Regions from separate parts of the Homo sapiens genome. Here region 2 is linked to region 1. A link is a loop called in an ENCODE intact Hi-C map of the cell type or tissue named here. Cell type or tissue: pancreas. All regions are shown on one strand.

What was found. Peaks named below come from ENCODE experiments on the same cell type or tissue, not always from the same donor. Only the 100,000 strongest peaks of a DNase experiment are listed, where the experiment ranks them.
Region 2: a loop joins it to region 1, with 3 times the contacts of the local background. A loop is called at or near these places in 1 of 110 quality-filtered maps.

Annotation. Positions count from the first base shown.
Region 1 is chr1:163,498,075-163,500,574 of GRCh38, reverse strand. No RefSeq gene overlaps it. Among named protein-coding and RNA genes, the nearest start is that of NUF2, 180 kb to the right of the region's middle. In pancreas, no CTCF peak of the experiment used is centred here; DNase peaks (open chromatin) are centred at 1,404 and 1,844.
Region 2 is chr1:163,408,942-163,411,441 of GRCh38, reverse strand. No RefSeq gene overlaps it. Among named protein-coding and RNA genes, the nearest start is that of NUF2, 88 kb to the right of the region's middle. In pancreas, a CTCF peak has its summit at 1,283 (motif pointing left); no DNase peak of the experiment used is centred here.

The DNA.
Region 1 (2,500 bases):
ATAAAGTAAATATCAGCAAATCCCAAACTATTGAGACTATGTGGAAATTTTTTGTTTTGTCACACCTAAAGCTAGAAATCAGTAATGAAAAGAAAATTAGAAAACCTCCATATTCCCATTTCTTGGTAAATTAATTAGCATACTTTTAGATAATATATGAATAAAAGAGGGAATCTCAATAGAAATTGGAAATTTTGTTAAGTTGAATAATTATAAAATATAGCATATACAAATTTGTAGGATGCAGCTGAGGCTATGCTTAGAGGAAAAGGCATAGCCTTAAATACATATATTAGACAAGAAAAAGGCTTAAAATCAAGAAACAGTAACATATATCAAAAGTTAGGATAAAATAGCTGTTAAGCTCAAATTATAAGGAAGAAAATAATAAGTATAAAAGCAGAAATTAATGAATCAGAAAACAAATATACAGTATAGCATCAAGAAAGCCAAAAGTTAATCTTTTCAAAGGTTACGAAAATGACAAACCCTGACAAGACTGATCAAGAGAAAAAAGAGGGATGGAAAAATAAGCATTGTGAGGAATTAAAAGCAGACATCATCAGAGATGTTACAGACATTAAAAGTAAGAGAATAGTACAAACAATGTTGTCAGTCACTTTGAAAGTTTAAGTGAAATGCATAAATGCTTTCATGCTACCTACTAAAAGATAATAAAGAATAAAAAAACTTAATAGTTCTATACCTATTAAAGACTACAAACCTGCAAATTCAAACCTTCCAACAAAGAAATAGGCCCTCTCCCCTCTCCCCTCTCCGCCTCTGCCTCTCGCTCTCCTTCTAGCTCTCCGTCTCCCTCCTTCTACGGTCTCCCTCTCTTGTGGAGCCTGGACTGTACTGCCATGATCTTGGCTCGCTGCAACCTCCCTGCCTTGGGCTCCAGTGATTCTCCTGCCTCGGCCTGCCGAGTGCCTGGGATTCCAGGCATGCGCCCCCACTCCTGACTGGTTTTTGTATTTTTGGTGGAGACGGTGTTTCGCGGTGTTGACCTAGCTGGTCTCCAGCTCCTGGCCTCGGGTGATCTGCCCATCTCGACCTCCCGAGGTGCTGGGATTGCAGACGGAGTCTCGCTCACTCAATGCTCAATGTTGCCCAGGCTGGAGTGCAGTGGCGTGATCTCGCTCGCTACAACCTCCACCTCCCAGCCACCTGCCTTGGCCTCCCAAAGTGCTAAGATTACAGCCTCTGCCCGCCCGCCACCCCGTCTAGGAAGTGAGCAGCATCTCTGCCTGGCCACCCATCGTCTGGGATGTGAGGAGCCCCTCTGCCTGGCTGCCCCGTCTGGGAGGTGAGGGGTGCCTCTGCCCGGCCACCACGTCTGGGAGGAAGTGAGGAGCACCTCTGCCCAGTTGCCCTGAATGGGAAATGAGGAGCGCCTCTGACCGGCCACCCCGTCTGGGAGGTGGGGAGCGCCTCTGCCTGGCCGCCCCGTCTGGGAAGTGGGCGCCTCTGCCTGGCTGTCCCGTCTGGGAGGTGAGGGGCATCTCTGCCCGGCCGCCACCCCATCTGGGAAGTGAGGAGCGCCTCTGCCCGGCCGCCGCCCCATCTGGGAGGTGAGGGGCGTCTCTGCCTGGCTGCCCTGCCTGGGAAGTGAGGGGCACCTCTGCCGGGCCGCTCTTCGTCTGGGAGGTGAGGAGCGCCTCTGCCCGACCGCCCCATCTGGGAGGTGGGGAGCACCTCTGCCCTGCTGCTCCGTCTGGGATGTGAGGAGCACCTCTGTCCGGCCGCCCCGCCTGGGAAGTGAGGAGCACCTCTGTCCAGCTGCCCTTCGTCTGGGAGGTGGGGAGCACCTCTGCCCGGCCGCCCCGTCTGGGAAGTGGGCGCCTCTGCCCAGCCACCCCATCTGGGAGGTGACAGGCATCTCTGCCCGGCTGCCCCATCTGGGAGGTAGGAGCGCCTCTGCCCAGCCGCCCTGTTTGGGAGGTGAGGGGCGTCTCTGCCCGGCTGCCATCCCGTCTGGGAAGTGAGGAGCGCCTCTGCCTGGCCGCCACCCTGTCTGGGAGGTGAGGGGCGTCTCTGCCTGGCTGCCCCGCCTGGGAAGTGAGGGGCGCCTCTGCCGGGCCACTCTTCGTCTGGGAGGTGAGGAGCACCTCTGCCCGGCCGCCCCGTCTGGGAGGTGGGGAGCACCTCTGCCCAGCCGCCCTGTCTGGGAAGTGAGGAGCGCCTCTGTCCGGCCGCCCCGTCTGGGAAGTGAGGAGCGCCTCTGCCAGGCCCACCCGTCTGGGAAGTGTACCCAACAGCTCCGAAGAGACAGCGACCATTGAGAACGGGCCATGATGACGATGGCAGTTTTGTCGAAAAGAAAAGGGAGAAATGTGGGGAAAAGAAAGAGAGATCAGATTGTTACTGTGTCTGTGTAGAATGAAGTAGACATAGGAGACTCCATTTTGTTCTGTACTAAGAAAAATTTTTCTGCCTTGGGATGCTGTTAATCTATAACCTTACCCCCAACCCCCTGCTCTCTGAAACATGTGCTGTG
Region 2 (2,500 bases), 89 kb after region 1:
AACTCTAAAATGGAGATATTAAGACAAAATGATCTTTGTCTAGACAAAGTGATCCCTTCTAGCATTGGCATCCTATGATTACAGGACTTCCTCTTGGCAGAGTGGGACAGAGTACCCAGAAGAGAGGAGAACATTGTGGAGGGAAGGAAAAACAAGAGGAAGGTGAAAGAAGTCCACAAAAATAAATTCTGCAGCTTCACATGCTGTTGCTCAGAGGATGCCCTCACTGATGGCTGCTGAAGCCCTCTCCACATGAGATCACAGTCAAGTTAATGGTTATTTCCATCTCCTCCTAAAGCCATTCCATGGGTCCCCTCTATCTCACTGAGGAATGCCTGGTAATTCCACCTGGTACCTCCACATCCATCCACCTCTCTGGTCCTGAACTACACCCTCCCCAGCACGCACTGATGTTAATTTCCACCCCTGAGGACACATGCTTTCATCCCTTGTGTGTGCAGCATGAAAAGTGAGAACTGCTAGGCCCTTGGAACAGAGTGGAGAAAGAATAGGGATGCTCAGGTGGGCCCTGACCCTCAACTAGGCTCAGAGCTCCTGAAGTGCTTCTACACTGCACAGACATGAGGCCTGAGGAGTGTGTGCGTGTGTGTGTCTACATTTCACAGAGGCAGTAGGAAGCAATACTTACCCACCCACCTTCTCTGCATAAAGGGGCACCCTGGTGTCCTTCATGTTCAGAGAGCAGACTGAATGAGGGAGGTCACAGTTGAAATGGGTTTCAGGGCCAAATTATTGTCCTTCCAGACATTAGTTTGCAGTGCAGAGCCAATCTGAAAATGTGGCATGATCAGCAGTCTTGCCTGAGGAGAGACCATGACCTGTGGAAAGGGATGTCATAAATCAAGGCTCAGTTGCCCTGAGTAGGGAGCCCTGGCTGAAGCAGCCCAGGCAGCTGTGAGGCAGGATTGAGATGCATTGGCAGAGCTGTGACGGTGACCCCCAGACTGAAATAATTGGGGTTGGGGGAGGTGCACCCTGGGTCAGACTGAGGGGCACCGGAAGAATGTATGGGAGAAGAAAGCTTTCAAAAGACCTGCCCAGACATGAGAGGCTTTGGTCAGAGTAATTATCTGCCATGTTCATACGCACTAAATTCACTTTTAAAGGAGAAACGCACGCTCCCACAAATACACGGGCACAAAAGGAAAGAAAACCCTTCTGGAAGAAAACGAAGTACTGTAGAGCAAAAACAATAGACCCCAGAGGGAAAAGGTGATTGAAACTTAAAGAACTTTCATTTCAAGGCAAACAGTGCCCTCTAGAGGTGTGAACGCTAGATGCAGGCAAAGTTGAACAAAAGAAGTTCAGTGAAATGAAGTGCTGGAGATGATCCTTCGGCTTTAAATGTTATTGGAGATTTTGTTCCAGGTTAAGGGAGCAGGGAGGAGGACCCTAACCATTTCCTACTTCCGAATGCATGTCCATGAGCCTGTCATTCTCGTGCCTTCCTCAAAAGACCGGGATAACTCCAGGCACCGCAAAGAGACATTTTGCCAAACACAATTTCAAGTAAAATGCTGTTAGAGCAAATGTCGTATTTCGGTCTGTGGCACTAGAAGCGAGGAATTTTCATAGAGAGTGTCATAAAGAGGAAAATGTAGTATAATTTGGGTGGGTGGGAGAGGGCAGGGGGTATAAAATAGATTTTTCGAGAGCCTGTATCTTGAGTGATTAGATCAATAAAACTCCCTCCAGAAGTCACTGCTTTCAAAAGCATGACACCAAAATATAGAGTCCTGGTAAGGAGAATTTCAAAGGCAGAATGTTTTAGTCAAAGAGTCTCCACTATGGGTCCCTCATGAACCCTTGGGCCACTCTAAATCCTCCTTTTGTGAGTCCCCACATGCCCTCGACTTTGATACCATCATCCTCATCTCTCCCTTCTTCTCTTCCACTGCTTTCCACAGTTCCTCACCAGCCCACAGGACAGCATAGCAGAGTGAAAAGACCGCAAGCTTTGAAGCTAAACAGATGTGGACTCCAAGTTCAAAACCATTGACTTCAGGCCATATACACAGGGATCTGAGCCTCTTCTGCATCCTCATCTGTAAGATGTTACTGGTAACAGCCTTCTCACCGTGTCGGTGGGAGGAGGGACTGGCATAATAAGGTGAGTTGTCTACACTGTAAGGGCACAGAGCTGGAGTTCAACAAAAATTCATGACCTCCCCTTTCTCTCTTCCCTGTCACCGCTGAGTAACACCAGAGGCTTCAGCCTGAGCTTTCTGTCTCTATTTTCTTCTTTCCCAGTCCACACTGCACATCAAGAACTACGGAACAAAATTCCTGACTCACTATTTCATCAGGCCATCCCTTATTCCACCACCATCATCTGCATGATAAATCCAAACCCTCAAGCATCCAATTTATCCCCTTCAATTCATGCCCAATTTATCTTCACACCTGATATCTCACTGCTGCTCACTGCTAACCTTCTAACATGGGCTGCCATCTACTTGCCACCCCAAATGCACTACTC